2 separate regions of the Homo sapiens genome follow, and region 2 is linked to region 1. A link is a loop called in an ENCODE intact Hi-C map of the cell type or tissue named here. Cell type or tissue: dorsolateral prefrontal cortex. All regions are shown on one strand. Each heading gives the region's core, and the rest is flanking DNA. Links, peaks and the distances in the headings are about the cores only. Region 1 overlaps RBFOX3 (RNA binding fox-1 homolog 3). Region 2 overlaps RBFOX3 (RNA binding fox-1 homolog 3).

Region 1 (5,360 bases), core at 238-5,237:
CTACATCTTATCCTTTCTATGCCTTGTGAAGTGTCCCCAGCCCTGCTGAGCACAGGGTCTCGGCACACTGCCCATTTCCCCATGGTGAGCATCACTTACTGCAGTGGGTTGAACAGTGGACGCCCAGAACTCAGATATACCCAGAACCTCAGAAATGACCTTATTCGGAAACAGGGTCTGCACAGATGTCATTTGTCAAAGCTCTTGAAACGAAATTGTCCTGGATTTAGGATGGGCCTCCAATCCAATGACTGGCATGTTTATAAGAAAAAGATGGGGATTTGGACAGAGACACAGAGGAGAAGGCCATGTGACACAGAGGTAGAGGCTGGAGGGATGCAGACACAGGCTGAGGAACGCCATGGGTGGCCAGCAACCCCCAGAAGGTGCAAGGGGCAAGGGAAGTTCTTCCTCAAAGCCTCCAGAAGGAACCAGTCCTGCCAACGGGCACCTTGATTTCTCACTTCTGGCCTCCAGAATTGTGAGAGATTACATTTCTGTTGTTCTAAGCCACCTAGATTTTGGTAATTTGTTCTGGTAGCCCTAGAAAATTAACCTGCTAACAAACTGTACAATTTATGGATGTGTTCAGTGTCTGCCTCTCTCTCTAGAACACAAGTTCTATGAGGGTAGGTATTTCTATCTCTATCCATCAATGAGTACCAAGCTCCTAAGACAGTGCCCCGCAAATAGTACGTGGCCAACAAACACTCATGAGATGCATGAACGATGTAACGATAAGATGCACAGGCTGCCTGAGCCTGACTCCCAGCTCTGCCACCAAGGCACTAATGGTGTGACCTTGGGCAAGTTCTCTAACACTGCTGGACTGCAGATTTCTCTTCTGTAGGGTGGAAAGAATGATTAAAAAGAAAAGTCATGGAGCATTACATGGATTCAATGCTTAGGAAGGCATAGACGGTGTCTTACGCACAGTTAGCCCTCAACGTTAGATGTTAGAAATGAAGTCACTCAAGAATAAATTAACAGTGGCTCTCAACTGGGGGCAAGTGTTGCTCCCCAGGGGACATGAGACAAATGCCTGGAGACATTATTGGTTGTTACTACTTAGTGGAGGGATTGCTACTGCCTCCAGTAGACAGAAGTTAGGGATCCTGCTCAGTGTCCTACAGCCCAAAACATCACTAGTGCTGAGGTTGAGAAGTCCTGATATAAAGTAAAATTGGTTTCTGGAGAGAAAGAAGCAAGACGTAAAGATGAAATAAAGTCCCAGATACGGAATTATAAAACTGGGGAAATGACTACACACACGTCTATCTTTCCAACCCATTAGCTGCCATATTGAAAGCTCACACAGAGCGTCTCCAGCCCAGACACAGCGGTTATCTGACATTTACTTCTTCTGGGACACTCTCAGCCCAAGCCCATTCCAAGGTGGAGGAGAGAAAGCAAGAGAAGCCTCTTTGAGCATCGTTCGATTGCCCTGTTGCCACTGCCACCTCCACCACCATCGCCACTGCCACTGCCACCTCCACCACCATTGCCACTGACACCTCCACCACCATCGCCACTGCCACCTCCACCGCCATCGCCACTGCCACCTCCACCGACTTTGCCACTGCCACCTCCACCGCCATCGCCACTGCCATCGCCACCGCCACTGCCACCGCCACCTCCACCACCATCGCCACTGCCACCTCCACCGCCATCGCCACTGCCACCGCCATCGCCACTGCCACCTCCACTGCCATCGCCACTGCCACTGCCATCGCCACTGCCACCTCCACCATCGCCACTGCCACCTCCACCACCATCACCACTGACACATCCACCACCATCGCCACTGCCACCGCCACCTCCACCACCATCGCCACCTCCACCGCCATCGCCACCGCCAGTGCCACCGCCACCTCCACCACCATCGCCACCGCCACTTCCACTGCCATTGCCACTGCCACCGCCATCGCCACTGCCACCTCCACCGCCATCACCACTGCCACCTCCACTGCCATCGCCACTGCCACTGCCATCGCCACTGCCACCTCCACCATCGCCACTGCCACCTCCACCACCATCACCACTGACACCTCCACCACCATCGCCACTGCCACCGCCACCTCCACCACCATCGCCACCTCCACCGCCATCGCCACCGCCACTGCCACCGCCACCTCCACCACCATCGCCACCGCCACCTCCACTGCCATTGCCACTGCCACTGCCATCACCACTGCCACCTCCACCGCCACTGCCACCTCCACCGCCATCACCACTGCCACCTCTACCGCCATCACCACTGCCACTGCCACCTCCACCACCATCTCCACTGCCACTGCCACCTCCACCGCCATCACCACTGCCACCACCACCATTGCCACTGCCACCTCCCCATCGCCACTGCCACTGCCACCACCATCGCCATCACCACTGCCACCACCACCACCATTGCCACTGCCACCTCCCCACCATCGCCACTGCCACCTCCACCACCATCGCCACTGCCACTGCCACCTCCACCACCATTGGTAGCAGCCGTGACAGCTTTCCTAGGGCTGCTCTGCAAAAACAAACTCCTCCTGGGCTTAACCGTAAGCCCTTGGCAACCACCAATGATGGGGAACTTGACTGCTGCTTTGCTGGACCCAGACCAGGAAATCCAGATGGGAAGACGCAGGAGTGCACCAGCTCCTCGTGCTCTGTGGCGAGGCCTCTGCGAAACGGGCGCACATCAGGAAATGTTCGCTCTCCCTTCACCACCAAGGAGACTGGCCGATTTCCTCTCCTTCAAGCTTCTTCCAACGGACAGAGAAAATTCCCAGAAAGACGTTGGGGGAAATGTTAGCGACAGCCCGGAGAAGAGGGGAATGTTTACGTGGACGGGCCTTTGTGCCTGCCCAAGGTGCCGTCCATCAATACCGCCAACTTGGGGAGGATGCCCATCAAGGCGGAGCAGGGACACAGAGGTGTCACGTGCACCTCGGCCCACAGAGGAAGGATGCCCAGTACATCTGTCGGGGCGGCCCGAGGACAGGCGACAGATTCCCCCGCAGACATCTGCCTGCTGGAGGAACGTGCCGTGATGCAGACGCCGGGGGGAGGCAAGGAGAAGGGAGGAAGGGAGGCAACTCTTTTTATAGCAAGTGAGCAAACAAACAAACTGTTTTGCCTTAAGAAGCCAAAAAGGAAAAAAGAAAAAGAAGGAGAATACATTTCTGCCACTGCTGGGAGCATCGTAAGAGCCACCTTGGTTGACCACAGAAAGAAGTGCAGGGTGCCAGGCACACTGAGGCCAGGGCCTTCCCTCCGCGGCCCCGAGGACAGCTGAGAACAGGCCAGCCCCAGCCGCTCAGATGCCAGCAACGTGCTGGCACAGTGCTCGCCCTGTTGTGAATGAGTCCTCAGTCCCTGCAGAAGCTCAGTGAAGTCGGATGGTCACTAACCCGATTTGACAGGTGAAGAGGGTGAGGCTCGGCAAGTTAGCAAGTGGGGAACCACGAGGTGGCCCCAGCTCTGAGCCCCCACCTGCCACACTGCCATGGGGACCCAAGGGTCTCCCGTTTATGAGCTCAGCCTTCCGAAGGCGAGGTGGAAGTGAAGGACTGCAAACCCCGAGTTAAACCCTCTGACTTCTCTCCACCTCCCTCGTGTCTTCCTCCTCTGGCCCTCAGACCCTCGAGCCGATGAAACGCACCACGACCTTGGCTTCCCGAGGCGGCCTCCCCTCACCCCGACACGGGAGCTGACATTGTGCATTCCATTCAGAGCTCCCTTTGTTCAGGCCACATAGAAACCAGAGCTGCTCGTCAGAGAAAAGCTCCATCCCATAATAAACAGCATGAACTATTTATAATCCCGAAAACATCTTTATTATTATTTTTCTTCCCTCCAGAAACAATCTCACGCAATCCTGTTAAGTACACACCACGGAGGACTGGAGGGCCACGGGTCGGGGCTGCTTCCCCTGGCCCTGCCCAGCGAACAGATGGCAGCGTGGGCGTTAGGTACCAGCCTCCTGGCAATCTGAACATCTGTTCCCGTTAGAAAATGCTAATTGCCATCAATCAGGACAGCACCTACCCACATTTACATGCAAGCACACATGCACAAAAAAAAAAAAAATACATCTAAATTTCTCCAAGTGCAACACTCCCTGCATGTTAACTAGCCTAAGCTTTGCCTCAGCCTCGGAGGAGCAGCCCCGTGGCCAGCTTCTGGCCTGGAGGGCTCCCGTCGGGGCCTGCCCTGGACCCACAGCAAGCAGTGAGGTTAGGGAGTCACTCGGCAGGTAGCCATGCTTCAGCCCCCGGTGGCCTCTCATCCGCCCAGCAGGGAGTAGGCACGGGATCGCGGCCTGGGCAGTGCAGGCCGCCTGGACAGAATCCCTCCCTAGCCTGGATGTTTCTCTCTACGCCTCCACAAAGCCACTCCTCCGGCTCCATCTGTCCTCGATGTCTGCACCCATTCCCCTCTCCCTGAGCAAAGCTTCTGGGCATCCCCACGGCCCCCAGGAACAACCCAGCTGGATCTCCCAGCCCAGAGGTCGTCTCCATATCCACATCCAAGGGCTGGCCCATGAGGCTCCCTCTGCCCAAAGTGCATGTGTGGAGACACCTGGCAGCTCCAAGCCAAGGTCCCAGACCCGGCCTCTGCTGGGCTGTGTTTTCTACCCCGTGGGGCTGGGGACAAGATCTCTCCAGCATGTCAGGTGGGACTGGGCCCCAGCGGCCTCCTCCCTCCTCTAGCCTGGAAGCCCTAGGCTTGTGAGGCCCCGCACCCTCTCCCGGATTGTTCTCTGGTTGAGCATCACAAAGCCACAGGCCTTGGTGATCAGGAAGAGTCCTGGGGGGCGGGGGGCGAGCACAGGCAGTGGAAGGGAAGCAAAGCTGCCCCAGATAGGTGGGTGACCCAGGATGGAGAAGGGCAGCACCTGCGAGTGTTTGCCCCTTGGGGAGTCGAGGGCAGAACCTCCCTCCTTCCTTGCCTGGCTTTCTGCAGAGCCCCTGCCCTCCCCAAGGAGCACAGACCCAGGCTACTCCCTGGGACCTTGGGAGGGTCACCTGCAGCCCTTCTGGAGACCACAGGGACCAATAACATGCCACAGTGACCTCAGGCCATGCATGCCCATTGGAGGACCCTCTGCATTTTTAGAAAGTGAGCTGGAAACATTGGCCTATTATATAATGAAAGTCCCACACACACACACCCTCCCCAAGAGAAAGCGATTTTGCTAATTTTTCTCCCGGGCGGCAGGCGCCGTTGCCAGCCTTGGTTGCTATGGGGCCCAGTGACTGGTTTGAGTGGTAAACTCAGGGGATTGGAGGAGAGGTTTCCATGGGGAGCCACAGAGTGCAGCCGATGAGAGGCCACAGGTCTCCCCACCTAGGGCAGCCCACACGACC
Region 2 (5,360 bases), core at 152-5,151, 140 kb after region 1:
CTTTTTTTGCTCGGATCTCAAGGTGACGGGTAATGTCGGGACATACCGGTGTGTGCGGCTCTCCCAGGTGATACATTAAAAAGTCATCCTCACACCTCGCTGCTGAAAACAAAAAGCTACAAAGCCCTTCTTGCCATTGCTTTTTAAAAAGTGGGGTGGGCTGGGGTGGGGTGGGGAAGAAGAGGTCACCAGCAGGTGCTTGATTCCAAGGTGCCCAGAAGCTCTTAGGAACAGACCCTGGAGCTTCAGCCAGCCCCCAGCCCTCAAAAGTTCCAGAAAAATAGGAGTTGTTTTTGATGTAATCCAGGAGAGAAACCTCTAATTTGCATTAAGAGTTTGGAGCTATGAAAGTTTAGTGAGAAATGATTTCTAAAGGTACCAGGGTGTTTGTACTTGCTTTAAATCTTTCTCCAAATTGTGGACCTTCCTAATACAAGGAAACCCTATGTCCTTTGGCTCCAAAAGAGGTTCCCATTTTTCCATCAAAAATCTCATTGCTGAGGATAGCCTGCTCCTCCATGTTCTCATGACCGTTGCCTAAAAGCAAACGATCCGGAGACATGAGCCTGGCCCAGGAATCGGCATTTGCTTGGTGTCCAAGGATGTGAACTGCAGGATGAGAGCAAGGGCAGGAGAAGCACCTGGACTCCAGGGACACCATTCCTGCCATCTTCATCCCTGGGTCTCACCTGGTGTCATAGACAAGGAGACGTGGATGAGAAGGACTGCAGTCCATGGTGTTCGGGCTGCTCAAGGGCAGAACTCTGAATGCGCCCTTGGTTTGCGTGGCACACTGCCTCCACTACTGTATTGGTGGCCCTGCAGAAGAGAATCTGATCTGGAGGTCCGGGTTACCTTTGTTTGTTTGTTTTGATGGAGGGAGAATTTTGGAGCAAGACAAGATGCCTTGGCACACAGGATTCTCCGCTCTGGCACAAAAGATACATGTTATGATCTCAACTGGGCCCCCAAACAAGGACTTGAAACTGTTCAGGGGCTGGCTGGTGGCAGCTTTCTATGCTCAGGCAGTTTCCTTGCCTGCAAATGGGATTATTTTCTAAAAGGGCTAAAATAGACATACCCGGCCACCTTCCTCGCCAGCTGGCTTCCACTCACAGCCCAGCGTTCAAGGCAGGGTGGGCTCACCTCCCCAAATATGGAGCAGCCAGCCACGCAGAGACCTGCGCATACAGAGCTGATGACCAGCGGTGGGTCCAGTAGGGAGACGGCCAGGTACAGAGCGGTTGCTCCGCCTAGGCCTCTGTTCTTCTGGAGTCTTGGGAGAAAGCTCTCAGCACAGCCGCTAACCAAAGCAATAAGCAAGTAAATTCCTGCTAAAAATACATATATTCTTCCTCTTTCTTTTTTCTGCTGGGAATATGTTCTGAGCACAAATAATTAAACCTTAAAAGAAAACTTGCAGTAGCAAGTGCTTGGCTCTTGGTCCTAAGAGGAAACCACGGAGGCTGAGGACCCCCAACTCAAGTTGACGCCAGCAAGTTACAACCCACCTCTCAGGTGGAACCCACGAGCCCTGGCCCCAACCTACACGGAAGGAGTGGAGACGGATCCAAGGGAAGACTGATTTTCACTTCTAAAAAGCTTCCCCAAGCCGCAGCTTTCTCTACCCACAAGGGGAACACTCCCCACAGAGGAGAGCACCCCATCCCTTGTTCTTCTGCCCCCTATCCCCTGACTGCAGAGCCTTCGATACCACAGTCTTGTCAATGTTTCGAGTGCAGTGAGTTGGCAGGGGCAGCAGCAGTGAGAAGGGAGAGGAGGGGCAAGGAGACCACCTCAAGCTGCTGGTCTGTCTAGAGACCAGGAAGAAACCAGAAGGACGCCTGGGCCTGACCAGAACAGTCAAGGCCCCCACGTGTCTTACAGGTAAGGGCCAGGATCAGAGGCCTGATGACACCAAGCTCCCTGCACCCAAGAGGTGGCCTTTGCTTTGGGAGAAAACATACTTGTCCACTTAGCACTTGTAATTTCTATAGGAGTCCTATCACACAGTGGAGCACATCCCTAGGCCCCTAAATTAAAGATGGTGGATGGTCCTTTCCCAGGCCAAGAGGGGGACTCCCGTGGTACCCGGGCAAGACGCATCCAGAATGACTCCTTCCACCTAGACCCTGGCCACACTTTTCAAAATGCAACTGATAGACTGAGCTCGCCCCGAGCTACAAATAAACTAACAGACTTTATACTCTTTATTATTCCAGCCTCCCTCTAAGGCGTGTTTTGGTGTCAGTCTATGTGTTGGAGAAACTGTGATAGCAAACTAATTTACTAAGTGCATTGCACTTAAAAATGTCTATTTTATACACCAAATCAGTCTGTGTCACGTGGTATTTCTTGAAGGGAGGTGACTCGTCTGTCTGTGGGTCCCCAACCCAGAACAGGCCCCGCCGGGTATGCACAGCATATGTATGTGTGCAATGCTCCTTGCATGCCCGCCATGCAACTGTTAACCAAGAGCCGTCCTCAACCCTCACAGGTCACACAAGGAGGCAATCACACACTAAGCATCCGCGCCACTCAGAAAGCACAGGAGGAAAAAAGAGTTGGGGAGAGGAAGAGATAGACGGACAGGGAGACAGGGAGATAGACCCAGGACGTTATAGAGGACAGGGATGGCTCAGGGAGCAACCTTCTTCAGAGAGGCAGCAGAAAGTAAGATGTTGAGGCTGCCTGAATGTTTCATGAGCCTGTGAAAATACCGCGCTGCTTTATGAAAGAGCGTGGAGAGATGCTGCAGCTTATCAAAGGGTGGAGGTACAAACGGGATGTGTTTATAAAGCCGGTGCCTTGTGCCAGGAGCAGGGGCCTGTGGCAGGCAGGGATTTAGGGAATGGTAGGTTCCCTACCAACCAACAAACGGGTCTCTGTTGAAGGGGGAGAAAGTTTCAAGATGGCTTCTTCCCCTTCACTTGTTTAAAAATAAAAAATTCCTCACCAAATGTCAGCTGCGTGTCAGGTTCCATTTGTCTTTATAACAGAGTATCAAGCAGGAGCGTGGAAATAAATAAACACAGGGAGACAACCGACCAAAACTTGCAGGCTCTGGGCTGGGCTGGGCTAGAGGAGGGAAGCCCCACCCTGCAAGGGCTGAAAAATAATATTGCAGTTTCGCGTTCAGCACTGTGGCTCTGGCCCACTGACATGTTTTCCTCTCTTTACTGCCCCCCACCCCCTACCACCACCACTCTGGCGCTTCTGGGAGGGATAGGAGCGTGACTTATGCATTCCTTCCTTCCGAATTGCACAGGCATCATGGGTCAGAACACCATCTGCGTATATGGGGGAGGGGGCAGATAAACCAAGCAGGGCCCCTGCCCTCAGCAGCAAGGCACCTCCAACTGCCACACATCGGTATGAAGGCGCCTTAGGCCAGGGCTGAATGTGGCTGGGAGAGAGGTGTCAAAGAAGGCTGCAGGGGAGAGGCAACAGGGCTGAACCAGCCAGGGAAGATGGCATTTTCTCTGGCCACTACAGTGTCTAGTTCATCCCTAGACACCAAAGAGCCCGATAATCTCTCCATTTCACCGATGCGCCATCAGCCACGCTCCAAGTTGAGTAAGTGACAGGCGCAGGACAGAAGGCCCACTCTGGAATGGTACCCAGGAGGCCTCCTTGCTGTAATTACCTCTTCGCAGGCCCTGGGCTTTTCTGGCTCTTGAATGAGCCTCGGGAGCCCTCCCCATGTCCTCAGCAGCCTGAGGGCGGCCGCCCGCAGCGCCTCCAGCGGCCCTGGGACCGTGTCAGAGGAGGGAGGGCGAGGAGGGCAGGCTGTGGAGGCCCCGGCCCTGTCCTTGGTGCTGGCGCCCGCTGAGTGCCTGCTGAGCCACTCAGAGGCAGGGGCCGCCCATGCCGCCACCTTCCCTCGACATCCGCCTCTGGTCCCTGCGGAAGGGCAGTGAATACTCCCAGCCCCGCTGTGGCTCCCAACCGAGGTCACTGGGTGCGGAGCATTTGCCGCAAAGGCCCATCCGAGTAAGGGGCGGAGCCTAGGGACTTCCCTGGACTCCTGGCTCCTCCTGGCACCCAGAGGCGACCCGAGGTCCCCGGGGTGGGCACGGGTCTCTCTAGGCCCCAGGCCCCTGAGGAAGGTGGATCAAAGCAATCACCCAGGTTCCCTTTTTTCTTTGGGGGGAGGAGGGTGGATAGCTGCTAGAAATGGACAACTCACCCCAGAAAACCCCGGCCGTGCAAGCGCAAACAGCCCAGCACCAGTGGCAACCCCTGCCGCACGCACGCAGCCACCTCGCCAGGCCCAGGCTGTCTCGGCTTGGGTGCGTCCCTTCAACCGTGCTTCTTGCTCCTTAACCCCTTCAGTGGTCCCCACGTCACCCGCTCTGTCTCCCTCCTGGGGACAGCCTTGCCCTCCCAGAAGCTGTCAGCCAGGAAATGAAGGGTTAAGCGTTGCTTCCAGGAGTGTGCGGTGAGCGGTGAGCGAGGCGCCCACGCAGGAAGGCCTCCAGTCCTGGGGGAGGGGCGGGGGGGCCAGCCTCGGTCCTCGGCCAAAGGGAGCTCCTCGCCCGCAGGAGGCGGAGAAGGAAGGCGCGCCGGGATGGTTCTAAGAAGGCTCCCCTCCTCCGCCCCCGCCATGCCGCCCCCACGCCCCCACCCCGCCGGCGCTCAGTGACCTGGGGCGCCCCTGCAAGAGGCCCATACCCGGCTTTCATCAGGCAGCGCCTTCTCGACAACTTTTCTCCCTCTCTCCCCTCACAATTTTTGCTCACCTGGAGGGTCGGTTTTTAATTAGTGTAATATCCCCGTGAACAACGCAGCCTAATTAAGACATCCGTCCCGAATCCGCGATGCACACTTAATGAGCAGGTTCTGCCGCAATGTTTATACTTTTTTTTTCCATTATGTTTTGCAGACCAGTAAAACCGAAGCCGGCTTCCGGCTGAAAGACCTCATTACGGGCGACCCCACTCCATTAGCCTCCTACCTGCTCCACGCTAAGTGCCCGGGGCGCCCGGGTGCATGCCCAAGGCGTCCCCGAGTCCAACCTGCGTTTGGAGCAGGAAATTAGCAACCTGCGCGCCCGAGAAGCGACTTCACCACCAGCTGGGGCAGGAAGGGGGACTTAAACCCAGGGATGGATCCCTTGGGTCTCTGTCCTTAGCCTCCACCGTGGGGTGTCTCGCGCGTCGGGACTAGCGGCTCCGCGGGACTCCTTTTTAAAAGTGATCATTAAATAAATCAGGTACCTCGCCAAAGCTGGAACGGAAAGGGGAGGGGGAGGCAGCTCTGTTGTCCAGGAGTTTCTCCCCACCTCGCTGGGCCCCCGCCCCCACCAGTGGACTCCGGGAACATCCCACCCCCACCCTACGTGATACCAGGGATCCCAG

Evidence for each region. Hi-C counts contacts between places; a loop is a spot of excess contacts. Peaks named below come from ENCODE experiments on the same cell type or tissue, not always from the same donor. Only the 100,000 strongest peaks of a DNase experiment are listed, where the experiment ranks them.
Region 2: a loop joins it to region 1, with 4 times the contacts of the local background. A loop is called at or near these places in 4 of 110 quality-filtered maps.

What each region holds. Positions count from the first base shown.
Region 1 is chr17:79,461,513-79,466,872 of GRCh38, forward strand. All of the region lies in intron 2 of RBFOX3 (RNA binding fox-1 homolog 3), which reads right to left. Among named protein-coding and RNA genes, the nearest start is that of RBFOX3, 150 kb to the right of the region's middle. In dorsolateral prefrontal cortex, for the core only: no CTCF peak of the experiment used is centred there; DNase peaks (open chromatin) are centred at 2,983 and 3,944; H3K4me3 peaks cover 696 bases; H3K27ac peaks cover 2,740 bases.
Region 2 is chr17:79,604,329-79,609,688 of GRCh38, forward strand. The region is part of intron 1 of RBFOX3 (RNA binding fox-1 homolog 3); the gene reads right to left. Among named protein-coding and RNA genes, the nearest start is that of RBFOX3, 4.0 kb to the right of the region's middle. In dorsolateral prefrontal cortex, for the core only: no CTCF peak of the experiment used is centred there; no DNase peak of the experiment used is centred there; H3K4me3 peaks cover 2,705 bases; H3K27ac peaks cover 3,985 bases; H3K27me3 peaks cover 1,749 bases.